Regions from separate parts of the Homo sapiens genome. Here region 1 is linked to region 2. A link is an interaction called in ENCODE POLR2A ChIA-PET data of the cell type or tissue named here. Cell type or tissue: A673. All regions are shown on one strand. Each heading gives the region's core, and the rest is flanking DNA. Links, peaks and the distances in the headings are about the cores only. Region 1 has its middle 27 kb from the start of SESN2. Region 2 overlaps TAF12 (TATA-box binding protein associated factor 12).

The links. ChIA-PET counts read pairs that join two places held together with the same protein. Peaks named below come from ENCODE experiments on the same cell type or tissue, not always from the same donor. Only the 100,000 strongest peaks of a DNase experiment are listed, where the experiment ranks them.
Region 1: POLR2A ChIA-PET joins it to region 2 with 11 read pairs; 7 of 35 experiments call an interaction of 5 or more read pairs at or near these places.

What each region holds. Positions count from the first base shown.
Region 1 is chr1:28,283,891-28,289,267 of GRCh38, reverse strand. No RefSeq gene overlaps it. Among named protein-coding and RNA genes, the nearest start is that of SESN2, 27 kb to the right of the region's middle. In A673, for the core only: no CTCF peak of the experiment used is centred there; no DNase peak of the experiment used is centred there.
Region 2 is chr1:28,628,054-28,633,430 of GRCh38, reverse strand. The region is part of intron 1 of TAF12 (TATA-box binding protein associated factor 12); the gene reads left to right. Among named protein-coding and RNA genes, the nearest start is that of TAF12, 12 kb to the left of the region's middle. In A673, for the core only: no CTCF peak of the experiment used is centred there; no DNase peak of the experiment used is centred there; H3K27ac peaks cover 804 bases.

The DNA.
Region 1 (5,377 bases), core at 216-5,215, 340 kb after region 2:
TAAAAAATTAGCCAGGCATGGTAATTTGCACCTGTAATCCCAGCTACTTGGAGGCTAAGGCAGGAGGATGGCTTGAGCCCAGGAGGTCGAGGCTACGGTGAGCTGTGATGGTGCCACTGAGAGAGACCCTGTCTCAAAAAAAAAAAACTAAAACAAAAACGAAAAACATGCCTGTGATGTACTTCATGGGCTACTTGGCACAAAGAAGTTCCTAAATAAGCCTTACTACTTTCTCCACTCTTTCTTCTAATAAATACAAACTATTTTGTAATAAACAGCAAAATTTCCTTTGAAGACTTCCCATTGCCCATAGGGTAAAGTCCAAAATTCCTGATGTACCCTGTGAGGTCCTGCTAGATCTGCCCTGGGGCTTTCTTCTCAGCCTCAGCCTTTCTTATGTTCTCCCAGCTCCTTCTGTCCCTACAAGGCTGCCTTCTCCTTCCTGCTTCAAATCCTTTCCCCATGCTGTTTCCTCTGCCAGAAGTTATCTTTGCTCCATGCTCTTTTCTCCCCTCTCATCCTTGGCCGATCCTTTCTTATCCTTCAAGTCCAGGGTAGGCTGTACTTTCTCATAGCTCCCTGTGCTCTTTCTTTCCCCAGGGCTTATCACAAGAATTTGTGTGACGAGCTGGACGTGGTGGCTCACGCCTGTAATCCCAGCACTCTGGGAGGCCAAGGCAGGCAGATCACTTGAGGTCACGATCAACCTGGCCAATATGGTGAAACCCTGCCTCTACTAAAAATACAAAAAGCTAGCCGGGCGTGGTGGCACACGCCTGTAATCCCAGCTATTCAGGAGGCTGAGGTGGGAGGATCGCTTGAACCCAGGAGGCAGAGGTTGCAGTGAGAAGAGATTGTGCCACTGCCCTCAAGCCTAGGTGACAGAGTGAGACTTCATCTCAAAAAAAGAAAAAAAAGAATTTGTGTGATGTTCATTTTTCCCACTGGGGTTTATAGGCCCATGAGGACCACAGCTGTCTGTCTTATTCACTGCTGTACTGCCAGCATGAGCAGGGGCTGGGACACAATAAAGTACTTGATAATGTTGGCATGAACAAAGAAAAGAGCTTCCTGCTGGGCGCAGTGGCTCATGCCTGTAATTCCAGCACTTTGGGAGGCCGAGGTGGGTGGACCACGAGGTCAGGCATTCGAGACCAGCCTGGCCAACATGGTGAAACCCTGTCTCTACTAAAAATACAAAAATTAGCCGGGCGTGGTGGCACACGCCTGTAATCCTAGCTACTCGGGAGGCTGAGGCAGGAGAATTGCTTGAACCTGGGAGGCGGAGATTGCAGTGAGCCGAGATCATGCCACTGCACTCCAGTCTGGGTGACAGAGCAAGACTCTGTCTCAAAAAAAAAAAAAAAAAAAAAAGGGAAAGAAAAAGAAAAGAGGTTCCTTCTTGAAATGTGAGTTTGGAAACTCAGAAATGGGACAGAACTCAAAGCTCCCCACCACCACTCCAAATATAATCCAACTGTGAGGTCAGAGGTGATTCAAACATGGGCGGAAGGAATTTCTGCTGCCATCACCAGCTGAGACATGGTTTTTCTCAGGACCAGGCACATTGCACAGAGGTAGACTTGAGAGAAGATGTTGAACTCAGGCAATACTTAACCTCCCCAGAGAGGGGAATTGACTTGTCCAAGGTCTCCAGCCATTGGAGTGAGAACCTATTCTGGCCACTACAGCTGTTGCCTCTAGCCTCAGGCAGGGCAAGTCAAAGCAGGAAGTTGTAGGACTGTGGCACAGGGTGGTGACAGACTATGAAGAGGATCTGAAGGTTCAGGCTTGTGAGACCTCAGGTAGGTCATTTCCCCACTCTGGTCCTTATTTTAACCATCTGTAATAAGAGAGTGTTTTAAGTACTCTTTTAAGGAGACTGAGATGGAGATTTGCCTACAGAGGGTTTACTGGGGAATCATATTACAGGACAGTGAGAAGCATAACTGGGCAGAAGTTGGGCTGCAATGCTGCTGCAATGGAGGATTCATCTGATCCTAAGGGGTACAATAAAGCTGGGATAATCCTTCAGAGTTGTTTCAAATGGAGGCTGAGGGTCCGGGCCTCTGTACTCTTCTCTCCCATCAACCAGTCATTGGAGGCAGACTGCTGGAAGGAGGCGTAACCATGAGCTAAGTGGCTCCCTTCAACTCAGGATAGTGGCCAGAGAGAGACTCAGCTGAAATTCTTCAGCAACTTGATGGAGTGGGAGATGTGGGAAAACGAGTGCCATAGTCTGGGTAGCACATGACAGCATCCACTACAGAGGAATATGAATGAGCAGTTTTCGAACTCTGTTCCATGGAGCCCTGAGATTTCAAGAAGGTGCTTCAGTGCATGGGAAATTGCTGTTCTTGGATGTGTTGGAGCTTCTGCAAAAGTCCAACATATTTCCTTGGAAGAAAAGGCTCTCCTGCTAGGTGGTGAATGCCCTCACAGCACCTCATATTTTCCCTTTGAGGTGCCAATCAAAATTGTAATTTAAATAATTTGTCCAGGCATGGTGGTTCACGCCTGTAATCCCAGCACTTTGGGAGGCTGAAGCAGGTGGATACCTGAGGTCGGGAGTTTGAGACCAGCCTGGCCAACATAGTAAAACCCCGTCTCTACTAAAAATACAAAAATTAGCCAGGCATGGTAGCGCATGTCTGTAATCCCAGCTACTCAGGAGGCTGAAGCAGGAGAATCGCTTGAACCCAGGAGACGGAGGCTGCAGTGAGCCAAGATCACACCACTGCACTCCAGCCTGGCTGACAGAGTGAGACTCCATCTCAAAAAAATTAAAAAAAAAAATAAAAAATAATTAGTTGCATAACGGTCTAAGGTCTGTCTCTTTCACTTGACAGTAAATCCCAAGAAAGCAGGAACCATGTCTGTCTCCTTCACTGCTAAGTCTCCAGGACATGTGACACATTAGAACCATAACATCTGTTCAAAGAACTCATACCAAGGAAGCTATTAAAGATGCAGATTGCTGAGCTCTGCCTCCAACCACTGGTTCTCTAATGAGATTCTAAGGCACAAAACAGTCTGTGAACTACTTCTCTAATCCACCTGCTCTAGGGCTCTGGTGAATGTTTGCAACCTGCTGGAGGAGACTCACTTGGCTTTTTTTTTTTTGGTCGGGGAGAGAAGGAGTTTCACTCTTGTTACCCAGGCTGGAGTGCAATGGCGCGATCCCGGCTCACTGCAACCTCTGCCTCGCAGGTTCAAGCGATTCTCCTCTTTCAGCCTCCTGAAATAGCTGGGATTACAGGCATGCACCACCACATCCGGCTAATTTTTGAATTTTTGGTAGAGACAGGGTTTCACCATGTTGGTCAGGCTGGTCTCAAATTCCTGACCTCAGGTGATCCACCTGCCTTGGCTTCCCAAAGTGTTGGGATTACAGGCTTGAGCCACCATGCCCAGCCCCGGCTCCTTTTTCTACTCACTCTCACCAGTTCTCAAATCAAGCATGGTTCCAAAAGACAAAAGAATTAGCTGGGCGCAGTGTTGGGCGCCTGTAATCCCAGCTACTCAGGAGGTAAGGCAGGAGAATCACTTGAACCTGGGAGGCAGAGGTTGCAGTGAGCCAAGATCGCACCATTGCACTCCAGCCTGCGCGACAGAGTGTGACTCTGTCTAAAAACAAAAACAAAAACAAAAACAAACAAGCAAACAAAAAAAAAGAAAAAGAATTGAGCTACCGACAACCTTCTGCAAATTCCAACCTGGGTAGATGTGCACAGGTCTTGAGTTGCAGGCTACAGAAGTCTAAAATAGATTCATTAGATCCAGTCTGAAGCTGAGTTTTCAACTCCATTTGCAAATTTAACATGATTTTAAAAATATTTATTTATTTATTAGACAGAGTTTCATTCTGTCACCCAGGCTGGAGTGCAATGGCGCTGGGATTACGGGCGCCCACCACGACACCTGGCTAATTTTTGTATTTTGAGTAGAGACGGGGTTTCACCATGTTGGTCAGGCTGGTTTTGAATTCCTGACCTCAAATGATCCGCCTGCCTCGGCCTCCCAAAGTGCTGGGATTATGGGTGTCAGCCATCAGGTCCAGCCTAATAAACATGATTTTTTTTTTCTTTTTTTTGAGAGGAGTCTCCCTTTGTCGCCCAGGCTGGAGTGCAGTGGCGCAATCTTGGCTCACTGCAAGCTCCGCCTCCTGGGTTCACGCCATTCTCCTGCCTACAGGCTGGGACTGTAGTCCAGCCTACGTGGCATGCATTGAGTGTGACTGTTGCCAAATGTTTTCAAATTTAATCTCGCAATCTTCGCAACAACCGTGTGAGGAAAGGGTCTGTTCCCATTCTATAGATGTGGAAATGGAACCTCAAATGAGAATCTGGGGAACACCAATTTAACAGACAGACCCAAATTCAAATTCCAGCTTTGACATTTAATATCAGTCTGATCATGAGCAAGTTGCTTCAATACTCCCTCCTCAATTTCCTTATCTGTGGGATGGAATTAATACCTAAGGTTACAGGAGGGTTGTGAGGATTAAATAATACTGGGTAGCTGGGATTACAGGTGCCCGCCACCACGCCCGGCTAATTTTTTTTTTTTTTTTTTTTTTTTTTTTTTGTATTTTCAGTACAGTTGGGGTTTCACCGTGTTAGCCAGGATGGTCTGGATCTCCTGACCTCGTGATCCACCCGCCTTGGCCTCCCAAAGTGCTGGGATTACAGGCGTAAGCCACCGTGCCCAGCCATTATTTTTTTTTAAATGCATATTGAGGATTTAGGCACTTTGGAGACAAAAATAATGCAATACAGGGTTGGGCATGGTGGCTCATACCTGTAATCCCAGCACTTTGGGAGGCTGAGGCGGGCAGATCGCTTGAGCCCAGGAGTTCAAGACCACCCTCGGTAACATGGCAAAGGAGTTCAAGACCACCCTTGGCAACATGGGGAGGCTGGGGCAGGAGAATCACTTGAACCTGGGGAGGTTGCTGTGAACCGAGATCACACCAATGCACTCCAGCTCCATCTCAAAAAGAAAAAAAAAAAAGCAATACAAAGAACTCTGGAATCAGAATGAGAAGGATTCAAATTCTACCTCAGTCGCATGAGCTTGGGCAAATTTCTGAATCCTGAACAGCTTGCGAATGCTAGATGCCAGGTACCTGAACTGTGCTAGGTGGTTTTTATGCATTATTTAATCCTCACAACCCTCTTGTAACCTTAGGTATTAATTCCATCCCATAGATAAGGAAATTGAGGAGGGAGTATTGAAGCAACTTGCTCATGATCGGACAGACATTAAATGTCAAAGCTGGAATTTGAATTTGGGTCTGTCTGTTAAATTGGTGTTCCCCAGATTCTCATTTGAGGTTCCATTTCCACATCTATAGGATGGGAACAGACCCTTTCCT
Region 2 (5,377 bases), core at 156-5,155:
TTTGGGAGGCTGAGGCGGGTGGATCACCTGAGGTCGGGAATTCAAGACCAGCCTGGCCAACATGACGAAATGCCATCTCTACTAAAAAATGCAAAAATTAGCCCAGCATGGTGGCACGTGCCTGTAATCCCAGCTACTCTGGAGGCTGAGGCAGTAGAATCGCTTGAACCCGGGAGGCAGAGGTTACAGTGAGCCAAGATTGGGCTCCTGTACTCTGGCCTGGGCAACAGAGTGAGATTCTGTCTCAAAAAAAAAAAAAAAAAAAAGTAGGCCGGGCTTGGAGGTGCATGCCCTGTAATCCCAGCACTTTGGGAGGCCGAGGCAGGTGGATCACCTGAGGTCAGGAGTTCGCGACCAGTCTAACATGGTGAAACCCCGTCTGTACTAAATAAAAAAAAAAATAGCTGGGCATGGTGGTGTATACCTGTAATCCGAGCTACTTGGGAGGCTGAGACAGGAGAATTGCTTGTACCTGGCAGGCGGAGGTTGCAGTGAGCTGAAATCGTTCTATTGCACTCCAGCTTGGGCAACAAAGCGGAACTCCACCAAAAAAATACATATTTTTTAAAATTTATATACAATAAAATTATTATGGGGTACAGTCATAACTCATAGAATATGACAAATATATACTGTCATGTAAGCACTACAACACTCAAGATACAGAACAATTTCACCCCCCACCTCCACAGATTTAATCATGCTGCTCCTTTGTAGTCAAACGCTCCTCTGCCCCAGACTCCTTAACAACCACTGATCTGTTTTCCATCCCTATAACTTTTTTTTTCCAGAGTGGCCTATAAATGGAATTATACAGCCATTTGAGCCTTGCCTTTTTCACTTAGTATGATACATTTGAGATTCATCTGTGTTGTTGCATGCGTCAGTAGTCTTTTTTTTGTTGTTGTTATTGTTGAGACAGAGTCTTACTCTGCTGCCCAGGCTGGAGTGCAATGGTGCGATCTCTGCACACTGCAACCTCCGCCTCCCGGGTTGAAGCAATTCTCTTACCTCAGCCTCCCGAGTAGATGCAATGGCGTAATCTTGGCTCACTGCAACCTCCGCCTCCCAGGTTCAAGCGATTCTCCTGCCTCAGCCTCCCGAGTAGCTGGGATTACAGGCACATGCCACCATGCCAGGCTAATTTTTGTATTTTTAGTAGAGAGCGTTTCACCATGTTGGCCAGGCTGGTCTCAAACTCCTGACCTCAGGTGATCCACCTGCCTTGGCCTCCCAAATTGCTGGGATTGCAGATGTGAGCCACTGTACCTGGCCTTTCCTTTCTATTTCTGAGTATTCCATTGAATGGATATACCATAATTTGTTTATTCACCATTTGAAGGACATGTGGATTGTTTTCGGTTTTTGGTAGTTGTGAATGATGTTGCTATAAATATTTATGAACAGATTTTTGTGTGAATGTAAGTTTTCATTTCTCTACAGTAAGTACCTAGGAGTGGGATTGCTGAGTCATATAAGCATACATTTAACTTTAGAAGAAACTACCAAACTGTCTTCAAGAAAAACTATACCATTTTACATTCACACCAGCAATGTATGAGGGTTTCAGTTCCTTTGTATCCTCTCCAGCACTTGTTTTTGTTTTTAAATTTTAGCTATTTTATATAGGTATATCATGTTTTTTAAAATTTGCATTTTCCTGGTGACAAATGATATTGAGCATCTTTTCATGTGCCTATTTGCCATTTGTTTATCTTTGATGAAGGGTCTGCTCAGATCTTTTGCCCTTTAAAATAAATAAATAAAGAGCCAGGGTCTCATTATGTTACCTAGCCTTGTCTCAAACTCCTTAGCTTAAGCAGTCCTCCTGCCTTGGCCTCCCAAAGTACTGGGATTACATGCATGAGCCATCATGCCCAGTCTGCCCATTTTCTTTTTTTTTGGAGAGAAGGAGTCTTGTTCTGTTGCCCAGGCTGGAGTACAGTGGTGCAATCTCAGCTCACTGTAACCTCCGCCTCCCAGGTTTCGGTGATTCTCCTGCCTCAGCTTCCCAAGTAGCTAGGACTATAGGTGTGTGCCAACACACCCAGCTAGTTTTTGTATTTTTTAGTAGAGACGGGGCTTCACTATATGTTGGCCAGGCTGGTCTCAAACTCCTGACCTCAGGTGATCTGCCTGCCTCGGCCTCCCAAAGGGCTGGGATTACAGGCGTGAGCCACCATGCCTGGCCGAGTCTGCCCATTTTCTAAATTGGGTTGTTATTTTCTTATTGTTGAATTTTGAAAAAAAAAATTTTTTCCTCCCCCACAAGCCTTTGCACTGAAATTTCTTTATATGTGCTGGATACAAGTCATTTGTTGGATATGTGATTTATACATATTTTCTCCTAATCTATGACATATCTTTTTTTTTTTTTTTTTTTTTGGAGACGGAGTCTCACTCTATCACCCAGGATGGAGTGCAGTGGCACGGTCTCAGCTCACTGCAACCTCCGCCTCCCGGGTTCAAGTACTTCTCTGCCTCAGCCTCCCGAGTAGCTGGGATTATAGGCACCCACCACTATGCCCTGCTAATTTTTTTGTGTTTTTAGTAGAGACAGGGTTTCACCATCTTGGCCAGGTTGGTCTGGAACTCCTGACCTTGTGATCTGCCCACGTCGGCCTCCCAAAGTTCTGGGATTACAGGTGTGAGCCACCACGCCTGGCCCAACTTATCTTCTTATTGTCTTTTGCAGAGCAGAAGTTTTACATTTTGATTAAGTCCACTTTATCAATTCTTTTCTTTTGTGGATTGTGCTTTTGATATTGTATCTAAGAACTCTGACTAACCCGAAGTCATGAAGGTTTTCTCCTGTTTTCTTCAAGAAGTTGTATATTTTTACATTAGGTATATGATCAGTTTTGAATTTTTTTTTTTTTGAGACAGCGTCTCACTCTGTCACCTAGGCTGGAGTGCAGTGGCGTGATCTCAGCTCACTGCAACCTCCGCCTCCCGGGTTCAAGCGATTCTCCTGCCTCAGCCTCGAGTAGCTTAGATTACAGGCGCACGCCACCACGCCCAGCTAATTTTTATATTTTTAGTAGAGACGGGTTTCACCATGTTGGTCAGGCTGGTCTCGAACTCCTGACCTCATGATCTGCCCGCCTCGGCCTCCAAAGTGCTGAAATTACAGGCGTGAGCCACTGTACCTGGCCCTGAACTTATTTTTGTATAAATGTGAGATAGGCTGGGCATGGAGGCTTGTGCCTATAATCCCAGCACTTTGGGAGGCTGAGGCAGGAGGATCGCTTGAGCCCAAGAGTTTGAGAGCAGCCTGGGCAACATGGTGAGACTTTCTCTCTACAAAAAATAAAAAATATAAAATGAGCTGGGCATGGTGGTGCATGCCTGTAGTTCCAGCTTCTGAGGAAGCTGAGGTGGGAGGATAGCTTGAGTCCAGCTGGTTGAGGCTGTAGTGAGCTCTGATTGCACCACTGCACTCCAGCCTGGGCCACAAAGTAAGACCCATCTCTAAAAAATAAACAGGTTAGAGTTGGGTGCGGTGCCTTGCACATATAACCCCAGCTATTTGGGAAGCTGAGGGGAGAAGACTGATAGAGGCAAAGAGTTCAGGGCCATCCTGGGCAACATAGCAAGACACCGTGTTTTAAAAAAAAATAGAAAAATTAGCCAGGTGTGGTTTGCACTTGTAGCCCCAGCTACTCAAGAGGCTGATGCAAGATTATTGCTTGAGCCTAGGATTTTGGGGGTGCAGTGAGCTGTGATTTCACCACTGCACTCCAGCCTGGGCAACAGCAAGACCTATCTCTGCAAACAAACAAACAAAAAACCCAAGGCCTGTTGCAGTGGCTCACGCCTGTAATCCCAGCACTATGGGAGGCCGAGGTGGGTGGATCACTTGAGGTTGGAAGTTCGAGACCAGCCTGGCCAACATGGGAAAACTCCATCTCTACTAATAATACAAAAAAATTAGCCAGGCGTGGTAGTACGTGCCTGTAATCCCAGATGCTCAGGCTGAGGCAGGAAAATTGCTTGAACCCGGGAGGCCAAGGTTGCAGTGAGCCAAAATCATGGCCACTGTATTCCAGCCTGGGTGACAGAGTGAGACTGTGTCTCAGAAACAAAAAACAGGAAGAAAAGGGTGAGTATGATCTATTTCTGCAGAGAAAAAAATTCAAATAGTAGTTTATCTTAATTTTTTCCATAGGTAACATATGCACATAATACAGGATTTAGGGTGTACAGTGAAAAATAAGACGTTCTTGGTCCCATAGGCCACCCAGATACCACCATTCCCCCACCTCCCTCTGTTATCAGTTTCTTATGTATCTTGCCAGGAATAATTTATGAATTTACAACTGTATGTCTGTGTATGTGTGTTTTATTCATTTATTTATTTGAGACGGAGTCTTGCTCTGTCACCCCAGCTAGAGTGCAGTGGTGCAATCTTGGCTCATTGCAACCTCTGCCTCTCCATGCAAGCGATTCTCCTGCCTCAGCCTCCCAAATAGCTGGGATTACAGGCGCCCGCCAACGCGCCTGGTTAATTTTGTATTACTAGTAGAGAGGGGGTTTCTCCATGTTGGTCAGGCTGGTCTCGAACTCCCAACCTCAGGTGATCCGCCTGCCTTGGCCTCCCAAAGTGCCGGGATTGTAGGCATGAACCACCGCATCCGGCAATACATGTGTTTCAATAAACAATAACAAAATATTCTCCCATTCTATGTTTTGCTTTCATTCATTGAACAATTTCTCTTGGAGACCATTTCGTGAGCCTCCTCATTTTTTTTTTTTAAAGTCTTTATTTAAATCATTCACATTTCACACAAATCACTGATTTAAAGTGTATAATTCTGTGGGTTTTTTTTTTAATATAATCAGGGTTGGCAACCATCACCACAATGTAATTTTAGATCATTTTTGTATCCCGTAAAAGAAACCGTATACCCATTAGCAGCCAGTCTCTATTCCTCTCCTACATGCCCTGGCCATAGGCAACAACTAATCTACTTTCTGTCTATGGGTTTGCCTATTCTGGACATTTCATATAAATGTAATCGTACAATATGTGTTTTTTTTGTGACCAGCTTTTTAGGGTTTTTTTTGAGACAGAGTCTTGCTCTGTCACCCAGGCTGGAGTGCAGTGGCGCAATCTCGGCTCACTGCAACCTCCACCTCCTGGGTTCAAGCCATTCTCATGCCTTGGCCTCCCAAGGGATTACAGGCGCCCCCCCCCCCCCCACCCCCTGCACCGTGTCTGGCTAATTTTTGCATTTTTTTAGTAGAGATGGGGTTTCACCATATTGACCAGGCTGGTCTCGAGCTCAGGTTTTCCTTTCTGTCGGATAAATATCTAGTAGTACAGTGTTTTTCCTGGGAAGCTGGAGGGGTGTTTGAGTTATTGTTCTTAGTTGTA